Regions from separate parts of the Homo sapiens genome. Here all the other regions are linked to region 1. Evidence: chromatin contacts called from ENCODE Hi-C or POLR2A ChIA-PET data. All regions are on one chromosome and are shown on one strand. The core of a region is the stretch at or near the end of the contact, and the rest is flanking DNA. Distances in the headings are between cores, read along the strand shown. Region 1 has its middle 21 kb from the start of MYL4. Region 2 holds the start of TBX21 (T-box transcription factor 21). Region 3 overlaps TBKBP1 (TBK1 binding protein 1). Region 4 overlaps KPNB1 (karyopherin subunit beta 1). Region 5 has its middle 28 kb from the start of NPEPPS.

Region 1 (2,649 bases), core at 85-2,584:
CAGTTTAGGAGTTTATGTATTTATTAATTAAAAACATTTATTAATTTAATTATTAATTTAAAAATACATAGGAAGAATAATAACAACAAACTCGACTCATAATTTTTCTAGTTTCCCCTCTCCAGTTAAAGATGGTAGCATGGGCTGGGCACAGTGGCTCATGCCTGTAATCCCAGCACTTTGGGAGGCTGATGTGGACAGATCACCTGAGGTCAGGAGTTCAAGACCAGCTTGGCCAACATGGTGAAACGCTGTTTCTACTAAAAATACAAAAATTAGCTGGGCGTGGTGTTGGATGCCTGTAATCCCAGCTACTCGGGAGGCTGAGGCAGGAGAATCACTTGAACCCGGGAGGTGGAGGTTGCAGTGAGCCAAGATCGCACCACTGTACTCCAGCCTGGACAACAGAGTGAGACTCCATCTTAAAAAAAAAAAAAAAAAGAAGTCCGGGCGCGGTGGCTTACACTTGTAATTCCAGCATTTTGGGAGGCCGAGGCAGGCGGATCACAAGGTCAGGAGTTCGAGACCAGCCTGGCAAACATGGTGAGATTAGCCAGGCGCGGTGGCAGATGCCTGTAATCCCAGCTACCTGGGAGGCTGAGGCAGGAGAATTGCTTAAACCTGGGAGGCGGAGGTTGCAGTGAGCTGAGATCGCGCCACTGCACTCCAGCCTGTGTGACAGAGCAAGACTCCGTCTAGGGGGTGGGGCTGGTCGTGGGGGGTGGGGGGTGGTGAGAAAAAGACAAAAGAAAAAAGATGGTAGCATGGCATATTTATATTCCTGAAACACTGTTTTAATCAAATTTCTTCCCTAATTAGGACTTAAAAGAGCTCCTATCCCCTACTGGGTCATTTCCAAACCTTTCTATTTAACTTCTAAGGCCTTCCTTTATTTGCCCCAAATCTGCTAGAGGCATCACTGGCTGAAGCCAGCTGATCTTTCTTTCTGTTAGCTCCCCAGTGCTGCTTCCCTCTCCCCTTCTCTCCTCACCCCAGGACCTCTTGATTCATCTTGTTTCTCTCTCCTGATACGTGCCCCATTCTGTTCATCCACCTTATTCCCACCCTTCAATACGCAAGTCAGGCTCACCTCTTCCCTAGAGATTTTCCCATCTGTATTAATTAGTGATGGTCACAATTTAGTCTCCCTAACACAGTCGCCAGACTGGAACTGTAGAGCTACAGGAGACCCTGCAGACTTCTAGTAGACTGTAATCACCTGAGGGCCACGGTTAGCAGAGTGTCATCACGCGTTTGGCATCCTAAACAAACTCCGTTGACCAGGGCTTTTAGGGAAAACGGTGTTGGAGATGGCTGGTGGCGCAATACCTACCTTCCACCACTAGATGACAAACTTGCAACAGCGTGCTTCCAACAGGACGCCCACGTTTGACACGTTCCTGAGACGCTGGAGAAAACCGATTGCCAGCCCGGGCTGAAAGGAAACTTGAGAAATCACTTAGTCCGTCTCTTTGCCTTCAGACAAATGGAGTTTTTGTTTACTTTTAAAGACTCACAGCAATTCGTTCGCTTGCTTCAGTACCCCCACAAAGGTTTTGCAATGAGGGGTCATAGAGAGGACACTTGTGGACATGTGGGGACCTGGTCAAGTCACATCCCCACTCAACCTCAGTCCACAGGTTGCAAAATGAGGGAATCGATTAGATCATGGTTCATGTCCCTTCCAGCTCTCTGATACTAATCATTTAGCATTCAGCAACTCCCTCTCACTACAGTCAGCCTTAGTCCATTTGTTTCGTTTTGATCCTTATTGTATATGTGTGTTTAGAACCTCCAGCGGTGGGAAGCATTCATTCAAAATAAATTATTGAGTGCACAGCAGTAGGTACTTCAGGATATAAAAACAAAGTCATCTGTGGTCTCTCCCTCTATGAGTTTATACTCTACTTGAGGGAAAAAATATATAAGTGGAGCTGAACTATATTAAAAGACAAAATAATCGAAATGACACTAGGCAGTATATGTCTAAGGAGCAAGGGAGAGGTGTGGGACCAGGACACTAGGAGCTCAGAGGAGGAGGGGTGGTCAGGGAGGGCTTTAAGGAGGAGAGGTGGCAAGCTCTGATGGAATATCAATAGACAAGAACTCAGGGAGCGGGGCTCCAGTAAGGAGGCACAGGGTGCCTTCATCTTTGCCGACATAACCACAGTTCCTGCCTTTTAGAATTTGGGCAAAAAGAAGTAAAGAAGAATAAAAGAAGAGTGAGAAAAAGAACTGGAGAATGGGATGTGAGGCAAGGAAAAGGGAAAAAAGACAAGGTGGAGCGGGGAGCACCCATTCACTGTGGAGGGACATGTACCCGTTCAGAGGTAGAGAAGCAAAGTGAAACAATCTAAAGATAGGTCAGGGGCGGTGGCTCATGCCTAATCCCAGCACTTTTGGAGGCTGAACAGGGCTGATCCCTTGAGCCCAGGAGGTCAAGACCAGCCTGGGCAATGTGGCGAAACCCCGTCTCTACAAAAAATAGAAAAATTAGTCAGGCATGTCTGTAGTCCCAACTACACGGGAGACTGAGGCGGGAAGATCACCTGTTCCCCCCTGGGAAGGTTGAGGCTGCAGTGAGCCGTGATTGCGCCACACTGTGCTCCAGCCTGGGCAATGAAGTGAAACCCTGTCTACAAAAAAAAA
Region 2 (2,649 bases), core at 150-2,649, 500 kb after region 1:
ATATACTGATATGCAAAATATTCCATGACACCTTGTGGAGTGAAAAAAAAGTACACATTATAAAGCAGCATGTGTAGTGTTTATATAAATTATATATTTGTGCATGTGTGCAAAAGACAGAGACAGAGAGTATATAAGGAGTGAGGTCTCAGAGGGTGTTCACTGAAATGTTAATCCTGTTTGGCTTTAGGGGGTGGAATTTGGGGTGATTTATACAGTCTTGTTTTTACTTTTCTGTGCTGCTTAAATTTCCTATATAAGTATGTTTCATCTTTATACACAGGAAAACTCCCAATGATGCTATTTTCAATTGGGGGGGGGGAAACGGATAGTTTTCATCATAAAAGGAGTCTAATACATTAGTTAACATAAAAGGAAAATGGAGAAAGAAAAGCCTCCATCGTCCTATCTCCGAGGCAGCCCTTCAGAGCATGTGGTGGGTTTCCTTCCTGTCAGCCGGCTCTGAATCTGTTCAAAGCAGCTTTTCCATCCAGGTATAATAATAGATTGGAAAGTGCTGCACACGTACACCCTCTCATGTAAGGCTTGCAGCCCCCCTGAAAAGTAGATCTGTTTATTTCCCCCAGTCTATGGATGAGGCACGTGAGGTTGACTTTCAGGCAAGGAAAATGACTTGCCTGGGTCACATATACCTGGCAGGCAGAGCCAGACCTGGGACTCTCAGCACTGGCAGCCCAATGCTACTTCCAGTGCCCATGACTGCCATGCAGGGTAGGGGAGCTTTTGTGGGCCCTGCCAGGCCCAGCTCAGGGCCCTGCAAACCCCTGGCTGCTGCTGATGCAGTGCGCTTTAAGGAACATTTCCTGTTGTCCATCAGGTTCCAGGTCTGCCCCCAGGGCTAGAGCTACAAGATGCAGCCAACTCAGCACATGTGGACCTCTGGTGGGGAGAAAGAGGGCAACCCGAAAGGTCACTTAGCACAGAGTCTGGGCACACAGTAGGTATCAATAAAGATCGATTGAATGTTCATGGTCAAAGTTGCTTCTAGTGTGCCCGTGCTCCGAGCCTCTGAGTGCCAGGAGAATGCCCAGCGAGTCCCACTTGGGCCATCTCGGAAGGCTTCCTGTAGGAGAGGGCCTTTGAGCTGAGACTTCAAAGCTGGGCTGAATTTCCCCGAGGGTCCAGAAGAGAGCCACGGGCTGGTGTGTCAGGCAGCGGAGCTGACACTCCCAGAAAGCAAGATCTTCGAACTACAGGGTGCGCGCAGGCTCTCGCTTCTCTCCACCATGGGGGGCCCTGCAGTACTCGCCAAGAGCGTAGAATTTGCCTAGTATTAGCCACGAGAGGGCGGGGTGGGGCGAGGCGGAGCAGGGCCGAGGTGGCGGAGTGGGGGGGAGCCGGAGAGCTTCATAAAGCCACAGCAAAGCGCTGCGACTCTAGTGACAGCGGCCCGCTGGAGAGGAAGCCCGAGAGCTGCCGCGCGCCTGCCGGACGAGGGCGTAGAAGCCAGGCGTCAGAGCCCGGGCTCCGGTGGGGTCCCCCACCCGGCCCTCGGGTCCCCCGCCCCCTGCTCCCTGCCCATCCCAGCCCACGCGACCCTCTCGCGCGCGGAGGGGCGGGTCCTCGACGGCTACGGGAAGGTGCCAGCCCGCCCCGGATGGGCATCGTGGAGCCGGGTTGCGGAGACATGCTGACGGGCACCGAGCCGATGCCGGGGAGCGACGAGGGCCGGGCGCCTGGCGCCGACCCGCAGCACCGCTACTTCTACCCGGAGCCGGGCGCGCAGGACGCGGACGAGCGTCGCGGGGGCGGCAGCCTGGGGTCTCCCTACCCGGGGGGCGCCTTGGTGCCCGCCCCGCCGAGCCGCTTCCTTGGAGCCTACGCCTACCCGCCGCGACCCCAGGCGGCCGGCTTCCCCGGCGCGGGCGAGTCCTTCCCGCCGCCCGCGGACGCCGAGGGCTACCAGCCGGGCGAGGGCTACGCCGCCCCGGACCCGCGCGCCGGGCTCTACCCGGGGCCGCGTGAGGACTACGCGCTACCCGCGGGACTGGAGGTGTCGGGGAAACTGAGGGTCGCGCTCAACAACCACCTGTTGTGGTCCAAGTTTAATCAGCACCAGACAGAGATGATCATCACCAAGCAGGGACGGTGAGTGCGGCGCGCCGGCCCTTGGGGCCTCTGTGCCCGCGCCGGAACAAGAACGTCTCGTCTGTTTTTCTGGCTCGACAATGCTTCTGACTCCGTGTCCCTCACTGCTTTGGCTTCAGCGTAGGGAGACAGGGGAATGGGGTTGTTAGGAGGACAGGGAAAGCTCCGGAGGGGCGTCTGTGCCCAGGCTGTTGCACCAACAGCCAGAGGACTCACAAGGGAGACGGGTGAGTGCGGGACAGTGAGAAGTCACCTTGATTTAGGGGAAGGGTGACTGTGGCTTCACCTAGAATTGGTGTGCGCCCCTGCCCCACTCTCTACTGTAGAGGAGTCGCAGCGGGCAGTGAAAGCCTGTGCTCTGGGCGGACAGGACGCCTGGGCCTCCTGTGTGGGAAACTGGAGGGGAAGGGAGCCCCTTATCTCCGGGCCCCCTGCGCCCACCTCCCCCGGCTCCTTTGCTGCTGGTGTGCTCAGGTCAGCTTTAGTGGTGGTAGTGGTGGTGGTAGCGGTGGTGGTGGTGTGTGTGTACGGGGGGAGATT
Region 3 (2,649 bases), core at 55-2,554, 470 kb after region 1:
ATGACAGAGCAGGGGCATTAACTTGACCTCGCCAGGGGCAACAGCCCGCAACAGCTGCATTGCGGTGGCTGAGAGGAGACTTTGCACTCACAGCCACTTGGAGAGTGGGCTTGGGATGTGTGACCTGGGGCCTCTGCTGTAGTCTGGGGTGATGACTCTCCAGACATGGGGAAGTCCTGGGCCTGTGCAGACCCTCCCCTCTGTCTCTCTCTCCAGAGGGCCCTGGTGGAGACGCACCTGCGTCAGATCTGTGGTTTGGAGCAGCAGCTGCGGCAACAGCAAGGCCTCCAGGATGCAGCCTTCTCCAACCTGAGCCCACCGCCAGCCCCCGCCCCTCCCTGCACTGATTTAGACCTGCACTACCTGGCACTGAGAGGGGGATCTGGCTTGAGTCATGGTGAGATCTCAGTGACCCCGACTTACCTCCTAGTCCCCAACCCCCATTTCAACATTCCTAGACACCTCGCACTTACTTACCATCCCATTTGTAATATAATCTATTTCTCCATAATCATCCCATCCTCCCTTACCTGCTGTCCCCTCACCTCACCCACTGTTACCCTAATTTCTCCCCTTCTAACTCGGTCATTCCTGATCACCTCGTTGCAATTCCTGTGCCTGCCAGCAGAGGGCGCCCCCACCCAGAGTCCCCCCGCCCCGTCTCTGGCTGTGACTAGGAGAGGCCCTTGCAGATGCTCTAGACTTGAGTCTGGCCAGTAAAGCCTTCAAGAGCCCATCTTATTTTTTTCCTGGCCTCCAGGAAAATTAGAAATGCGGCTCAGCCCATCTTTCCTCGCTGCCCTTGTCGCAGTCATCCCTCCTTGGCTAGCTGTCCTGGCTTCTCTCTTGGAGTCCCCATGCTGCATCCTCCTGTTTCACTCTGGCTCTGGGAGCTGGAGGAGGCAGCTGAGCTCGCCTGACGTTGTCCTGTCCACCGACAGCAGGCTGGCCGGGCTCCACACCCAGTGTGAGTGACCTGGAGCGGCGGCGGCTAGAAGAGGCTTTGGAGGCCGCGCAGGGAGAGGCCCGGGGGGCTCAGCTCCGGGAGGAGCAGCTCCAGGCCGAGTGCGAGCGGCTGCAGGGGGAGCTGAAGCAGCTGCAGGAGACCCGGGCCCAGGTAAATGCAGGGGCCTGGAACAGCTTCTGGAGGTCCAGGGCTGGGCCTTCCCCACTGTGTGCAGACTGGCCCAGGGAACTGTAGACAAGGGCCCTGGCAGGGGTGAGCTTGGGCTCTGACCTCTTCATCTTCTTCCTTAGGATCTGGCCTCCAACCAGTCGGAGCGAGACATGGCGTGGGTGAAAAGAGTTGGGGATGATCAGTAAGTCACATTGGTAACCCTGGTCCCTCCGTGATGTTTGGGAGACCTCCCCTCCCAGCCCTCAGGGGTGTGGTGTCTGGGCTGCTGTTGCTCTGTGTGCATCCTTCATAGGAAGGAGGTGGGGTTCTTTTTTTTTTTTTTTGAGATGGAGTTTCGCTCTTGTTGCCCAGGCTGGAGTGCAATGGCGTGATCTTGGCTCACCGCAACCTCTGCCTCTCGGGTTCAAGCAATTCTCCTGCCTCAGCCTCCCGAGTAGCTGGGATTACAGGCATGCACCACCATGCCTAGCTAATTTTTTTTTTTTTTTTGAGACGGAGTCTTGCTCTGTCACCCAGGCTTGAGTGCAGTGGCGCAATCTCGGCTCACTGCAAGCTCCGCGTCCTGGTTCACGCCATTCTCCTGCCTCAGCCTCCTGAGTAGCTAGGACTACAGGCGCTCGCCACTACGCCTGGCTAATTTTTTTTTGTATTTTTAGTAGAGATGGGGTTTCACTGCGTTAGCCAGGATGGTCTCGATCTCCTGACCTTGTGATCCGCCCGCCTCGGCCTCCCAAAGTGCTGGGATTATAGGAGTGAGCCACTGCGCCCGGACCTTTTTTTTTTTTTTTTTTTTTTTTTTTGGATTTTTAGTAGAGATGGGGTTTCTCCATGTTGGTCAGGCTGGTCTCGACTCCTGGGAGGTGGGGTTCTTGAGTGTTTGGGATCTGGGACATTCCCTTTGCTTTCCTCTGGGGCCCAAACCCATCTCTTCTGGAGATGCCAGGGCTAAGTGACACTTACTCGGCTGCTTTGTCGCTGTGTCCAGTGTAATGTCCCCTGCTGAGCTTTTGGGCCTCCGTAGGGCCCCATTTTCTATTCCAGTGACAAGGCCCGGCCAGTTGGGTTCACCCTCCCCTCCCTAGTGAGGAAGAGGGAGGTGGTGTTTCTTGGGATTTGTTGGGCCTTGTCTGCTGATCTCAGGAGAGAGAAGCCTGAGGCTTAGAGACAGGAGAGGTTTCCATGGGTTCACACAGCCGTGGGGTGGGGAGTTAGAATCTGCTCTGCTAGGGTACTCCCTTGAATCCTACCAAGAAAGGGGCAGCAGAGAGCGGCAAGGGAGCTGTGTTGGTGGGGGGCCCAGTGCTGGGGCCTCCAGGGGGGCACTGGACAGCAAGGGAGGGGTGAGCAGCCACCCGGCAACAGTGGAACCTGGTGCCTTTCACATCCGCACTGAACTCACCCTCTCCCACTTTCTGAGAAATAGAGCTCAAACCTCTTTCCGCCTAAGTCCTCTCCCCTAAGATGAGCTGTGTGGCACAGACTCCCTACTCTAATTGGAGGAGAAGACTGAG
Region 4 (2,649 bases), core at 106-2,605, 430 kb after region 1:
GGCGGGAGGATTGCTTGAGTCCAGTTATTCAAGGCCAGCCTGGGCAACAAAGTCAGATATCGTCCCTTAAAAAAAAGAAAGGAATAGGCTGGGCGATGTGGCTTAAGCCTGTAATCCCAGCACTTTGGGAGGCTGAGGCGGGTGGATCATCAGGTCAGGAGTTTGAGACCAGCCTGACGAACATGGTGAAACCCCATCTCTACTAAAAATACAAAAAAATTAGCCGGGTGTGGTGGCGTGCGCCTGTAATCCCAGCTACTCAGGAGGCTGAGGCAGGAGAATCACTTGAACCTGGGAGGCAGAGGTTGCAGTGAGCCGAGATTGCAGCACTGTATTCCAGCCTGGGCGACAGAGCAAGACTGTCTCAAAAAAAATAAAAAATAAAAAAAATAAAAGAAAGAAATTATGGTATGTACTATATATGTTGGTTTACTTTGGTTTCTTTTAAGATTGTGTGAATCTTTTGCCTTGTACTAAAGATTTTGTGGAGGCCGGGTGCTGGGGCTCACATCCAGTAATCCCAACACTTTGGGCCACCAAGGCAAGAGGATCACTTGAAGCCAGGAGTTTGAGACTAGCCTGTGCAACGTAACAAAACCCTGTCTCTAAAAAAATTTCTGTGGAGAAGAACAACTGAGTTGTTAACCAGTTTTGTGAGCTCTTGTGTTTACAGGGCTTATAATGGAAAAAAAATAATGAAAAATGAAATAAATAAAAATTATAGCAATTGGTCTGTTTCATACCACCTTAGGAAGGTGTTTTTAAGAAACAGGATATATAGCCAGGTGCTTTGGCACATGCCTGTAATCCCAGCTACTTGGGAAGCTGAGGTGGGAGGATCACTTGAGCCTGGGAGTTCAAGGCTCAAGATTTCACCACTGTACTTCAGCCTGGGCAACAGTGCAAGACTCTGTCTCCAAAAAAAAAAAATATATATATATGTATATGTATGTGTATGTATAATATATATGTAAACATTTTGGCTGAAAATGCAATGAATAACATAAAATTTACCATCTTAAATCATTTTTAAATGTATAGTTAGTTAAGTAGATTCACATTGCTGTGGAAACAATCTCCAGAACTTTTTCATCTTGCAAAACTGAAACTGTACATACTGAACAACAACTCCTCATTTCCCCCTTTCTCAGCCACTGGTAACGACCATTTTACTTTCAGTTTCTATGTATTTTACTACTCTAACGAAATACCTTACGTAAGTGGAATCATATTTGTCTTTTTGCGACTGGTTTGTTTTACTTAGTATGATGTCCTCGAGATTCATCTAAGGGGTAGCATTTGTCAAAATTGGCTTTTTAAGGGTGATTAATATTCCATTATATGTATATGCCACATTTTGTTTATCTAGTCTTCCATCCATGGCCATTTGGTTTGCATCCACCTTTTGGCTATTGTGGGTAATGCTGCTATGAACATGGGCATGCATGTGTATCTTTGAGACTCTGCTTTCAGTTCTTTAGGGTAAATACCGACAAGTAAAATTGCCAGGGTCATGGTCTGAAAGTATTTCTGTATATATGTTTGTTGACACTTCAGCTGGGTTTTTACCATTTCTTGACTTTGGAAAGGTCTGAAACCCCAGAGCAAATGGCAATTCTAATTGATTAGAAAACTGGATTTTTCCTTAATAGATTTTGGAAGATTTAGGAGGGTAGCACATAAAGTTCATTCTCCCTTTTCTCACCACATTTGATGTGAATTTGCTACCTCTCAGAAAACAAATTTGGTCTCTGAAATAAAGCAGATGTTTTGAATTCTCTTATATAAGGAAACTGATTTTCCTACATGTAAATTTTTATCTTTTAACCATTTTTATTTAAAACTTGTGACCTACATTTTTCTGTTTCCTCCCTGAAGTCTTTGTTAGTGGTCATTTTGGAGATTAAAAGATTAGGGACCTCATTGGAGGGCAAGTCACATAGCAGACACCGAAGGTAAACTCTTTATAGCCTTTATAGTGCTGTACCATCTCAAGGGAGAGTGGCTTGATTGTACCAGGCAGGGCTGTGTGGGGCCCTGAGGGGGAGTGAGAGGTTTTCCTTGTAGAGGGAGTCTGGAAATCTTCCTACGTACAGGTTATGCTCTCCTAATTCTCTTTATTTTTATTCCTCCTACAGTCTGAAAGGCACTTTATTATGCAGGTGGTCTGTGAAGCCACACAGTGTCCAGATACGAGGGTAAGTGTGAGGTTATATGAAAAATCTGTCTTACATCTTTCTTAGGAAATGTCAAATCTAATATAAGTTTGAAATACTGGGAATCAGTTGACTTCAGCAATAAGGTTTGATTAATATTGTTACTAATAATTAATATTCTGGCTGGGCATGGTGGCTCACACCTGTAATCCCAGCACTTAGGGAGGCCATGGCAGGCAGTTCACCTGAGGTTAGGAGTTTCATACCAGTCTGGCCAACATGGTGAAACCCTGTCTCTACTAAAAATAAAAAAAAATTAGCTGGGTGTGGTGGCACGTGCCTGTAGTCCCAGCTGCTGGGGAGGCTGAGGTACAAGAATCGCTTGAACCTGGGAGGTGGAGGTTGCAGTGAGCCAAGATCATGCCACTGCAAACAGACTCCATCTCAAAAAATAATAATGATAATTAATAAAAACATTAGAGAAGAGGGAAGA
Region 5 (2,649 bases), core at 92-2,591, 270 kb after region 1:
AGGTGTGAGCCACCGCGCCCGGCCCCTTGAAAAGCTTTTAAGAAGTCTCTACTATTTGGACATCATTTTGCTTTCTTCATTTTGATTACTTCAAATCAAAGAAAGCTTGGCATAATGAAATTCGTGGGGGCTCTGGCAACTGATGTAGATCTTGCTCCACTATTTCCAAACTTTATTAGCCAATTACTTAAGTCATCTGCATTTCAGTGCAAACCCATCTGTGGAATGGAGATAATTTCACAGATGGGTACACTGAAATGCAGAGAACTTACCTCATAGAGGAGTTGTGAACGTAAGTAAAATCATATATGGAAACAGGTAACTTGGTAGATTGTAGGTGCCTAAAACCGTTTTTGCACTGGCCTATTATAAACTGGGAATTGAGATGTTGAGGAGAGAAAGATGGATTTGCAGGCACTGAATACCTCCAAACAAGAGACGTGACCTTTTGTCATTTTGCTCTTAAGGCTTGCAGGTTTCCAGGCTAGCGCTGCAGGGCACACCCCAGCCTTATCCTTCAGCTGTGTTCTGTCATCTGCAACAGCCCAGCCATGTGGTTCTGCCCTTTTCCCATCCTGATTTCTCTGGAGGTGAGTTTAGTTTCTACTTCCTACTCGCCTCCTGGATGAAAAGTCTCATGTATGGTGTTTTGCCCTGTGCTTTCTGAAGTGTCACATCTCCACCTAGCTCTGCTCTGCCTTTTTCCTCTCATCTCTCCAACAGTCACTTCTGGGGTGGAATGTGCCATCTGTTTCTGAAACTGAGCAGAAGTTTGGGAAAGGGGGAGGGACAGCCATGTCCAGGGCTTGCGTGTCAGCAGACACGTTACAGCTGCTGCAGGGCAAACCAGGGTGAAACCACAAGCCAGAGGACCCAGGGCAGGCAGCCGTGAGGCCCGCCCCTCGGCTTCTCTCTCATCTGTCTCACCCAGAGGTTTCCTGGCAGGAGTGGGAGAGGTTGGTATCGAGTCCTTGAGCCCTGACTCATTCCCTGACCTAGTTGGGTGTTACCCAGTTATCTCCTAAATCTCTCTCCAGGGCCCTCTGTTAGCAACACAACAGTATCATCCTAGACAGAAGACGCAGGAGGAAAGCAGACTACCTATTTATCTCATTCCCTTCTGAGGGTCCCAACAACAACCAGGAGGTTTACAGGTTACATTGCTTATAAAATGACCAAAATCATCCCATAGAGCTACACTAAGAGATTGGCTACTTTCCAGATTTCTCTATAGAAACAATCATGCTTAACTTTCTCAAAAAAAAGAATAAAATCATTATTTTATTTTACTTGGGCAGGGGAAGGGACTGAAACACTGAACCAGGAAGTGACTGGTGATTATCACACAGTGAATCAGGGGCCTAACTAGGGACATAACTCAGGTTTCCTAACCCCACCCCAAATTCCATTCTTTCCCTCAGCTTAGTTACTTATGGACTACAGTAATGTCCTGGGCTTTCTGGACTTTACCAAAGTTCTTGTAATTGTCAAATTCCTGAGGGTTGGATAGGAAGCTGATTCTGTGATGCTTCTGGGCTTCACATGTATCTCTTTCACAGTTTGTCCTGTAGAAAACGTGAGATATATATTTGTTGCCTCCTGGACGGGTTGCCAAAAACACTTTAGATGTTATTCTTAGATTCAAAGAAGACCAATGTGATCCTAAGGTTAGATCTCAGAGACAGAATATTCCATTTTTAAATCATTTGTTGCTGTTCAAGATCCTCATATCTTTATGAGTCACTGTACCAGTAGATGCTGAAAATTATTTTCTTACCCTCCCTTTATTCAGAGGTCCCCATCTGGGCTGGGTGTGGTGGCTCGCACCTGTAATCCCAGGGCTTTGGGAGGCTAAGGCAGGTGGATTGCTTGAGGCCAGGAGTTCGAGACCGGCCTGGCCAAAATGGTGAAACCCTGTCTTTACTAAAAATACAAAAATTAGCCAGGCATGGTGGCAAACGCCTGTAATTCCAGCTACTCGGGAAGCTGAAGCATGAGAATCACTTGAATTTGGGAGTTGGAGGTTGCAGTAAACCGAGATTGTGCCACTGCACTCTGTGTAACAGAGACTCTGTCTCAAAAAAAAGATCCCAGTCTCAGCTGGGCACGGTGGCTCACGCCTATGATCCCAGCACTTTGGGAGTCTGAGGCGGGCAGATCACCTAAGGTCGGGAGTTTGAGACCAGCCTGACCAACATGGTGAAACCCAGTCTCTACTAAAAGTACAAAAATTAGCCGTGTTTGGTGGCCGGCACCTGTAATCCCAGCTACACGGGAGGCTGAGGCAGGTGAATTGCTTGAAGATGAGAGGCAGAGGTTGCAGTGAGCCGAGATCGCGCCACCGCACTCCAGCCTGGGCGACAGAGCGAGACTCCATCTCAAAAAAAAAAAAAAAAGGTCCCAGTCTCTCCTTAACTAGGGTCATGCTTCTAAAGACATTAGCTGGTTTCCAAGAAAGCAGATTTTAGCTTTATCTGTTGGCAGAGAAAACAGAGTCATTGCACACAGGCCAGAACATTCTTTCTGCCAGAGCTCCCCATCTGGAAGAAAAGAGAAAGAGTTTCAGAGTTTCCATAAGGGCTGCCTAAAGGGGAGGAAGAGAGAGGGAGCCATAGGGAGGGAAGAAGAACGTTACAGGGCTGCAATCCC

The links. Hi-C counts contacts between places; a loop is a spot of excess contacts on that map. ChIA-PET counts read pairs that join two places held with the same protein, here RNA polymerase II (POLR2A). Pooled maps may share reads with other maps.
Region 2: a pooled map shows a loop between it and region 1 (4-fold over the local background). The contact joins the promoter of TBX21 here to the enhancer-like site in region 1. A Hi-C loop is called at or near these places in 1 of 168 maps with a recorded cell type or tissue (naive thymus-derived CD4-positive, alpha-beta T cell) and 4 of 50 pooled maps. POLR2A ChIA-PET finds 5 or more read pairs at or near these places in 2 of 52 experiments (HEK293 and WTC11).
Region 3: a pooled map shows a loop between it and region 1 (2.7-fold over the local background). The contact joins two enhancer-like sites. A Hi-C loop is called at or near these places in 1 of 50 pooled maps. POLR2A ChIA-PET finds 5 or more read pairs at or near these places in 3 of 52 experiments (CD8-positive, alpha-beta memory T cell, OCI-LY7 and RWPE1).
Region 4: a loop to region 1 is called in a pooled map, with 3 times the contacts of the local background. The contact joins two enhancer-like sites. A Hi-C loop is called at or near these places in 3 of 50 pooled maps. POLR2A ChIA-PET finds 5 or more read pairs at or near these places in 4 of 52 experiments (B cell, HEK293T, PC-3 and 1 more).
Region 5: a loop to region 1 is called in a pooled map, with 8 times the contacts of the local background. The contact joins two enhancer-like sites. A Hi-C loop is called at or near these places in 1 of 168 maps with a recorded cell type or tissue (transverse colon), 1 of 37 single-sample maps with no recorded cell type and 8 of 50 pooled maps. POLR2A ChIA-PET finds 5 or more read pairs at or near these places in 1 of 52 experiments (BJ).

What each region holds. Positions count from the first base shown.
Region 1 is chr17:47,228,582-47,231,230 of GRCh38, forward strand. No RefSeq gene overlaps it. Among named protein-coding and RNA genes, the nearest start is that of MYL4, 21 kb to the left of the region's middle. RefSeq lists an enhancer at 1,224-1,273. Within about 2 kb of position 1,335, at least 12 of the 41 ENCODE cell types and tissues checked have a DNase peak (open chromatin) inside an H3K27ac peak, as active enhancers do.
Region 2 is chr17:47,731,837-47,734,485 of GRCh38, forward strand. TBX21 (T-box transcription factor 21) reads left to right here and starts at 1,400. Exons shown (of 6, transcript NM_013351.2): 1 at 1,400-2,109. The coding sequence starts at 1,619. RefSeq lists a promoter at 1-1,407, silencers at 1,219-1,758, 1,789-1,958 and an enhancer at 2,139-2,188.
Region 3 is chr17:47,698,379-47,701,027 of GRCh38, forward strand. TBKBP1 (TBK1 binding protein 1) reads left to right here. Exons shown (of 10, transcript NM_001394755.1): 5 at 217-397; 6 at 942-1,117; 7 at 1,258-1,319. Among named protein-coding and RNA genes, the nearest start is that of TBKBP1, 5.5 kb to the left of the region's middle. Within about 2 kb of position 1,305, at least 3 of the 41 ENCODE cell types and tissues checked have a DNase peak (open chromatin) inside an H3K27ac peak, as active enhancers do.
Region 4 is chr17:47,658,981-47,661,629 of GRCh38, forward strand. KPNB1 (karyopherin subunit beta 1) reads left to right here. Exons shown (of 22, transcript NM_002265.6): 6 at 2,139-2,198. Among named protein-coding and RNA genes, the nearest start is that of KPNB1, 10 kb to the left of the region's middle. RefSeq lists an enhancer at 1,178-1,327. Within about 2 kb of position 1,356, at least 7 of the 41 ENCODE cell types and tissues checked have a DNase peak (open chromatin) inside an H3K27ac peak, as active enhancers do.
Region 5 is chr17:47,501,655-47,504,303 of GRCh38, forward strand. No RefSeq gene overlaps it. Among named protein-coding and RNA genes, the nearest start is that of NPEPPS, 28 kb to the right of the region's middle. RefSeq lists an enhancer at 364-1,563. Within about 2 kb of position 1,342, at least 14 of the 41 ENCODE cell types and tissues checked have a DNase peak (open chromatin) inside an H3K27ac peak, as active enhancers do.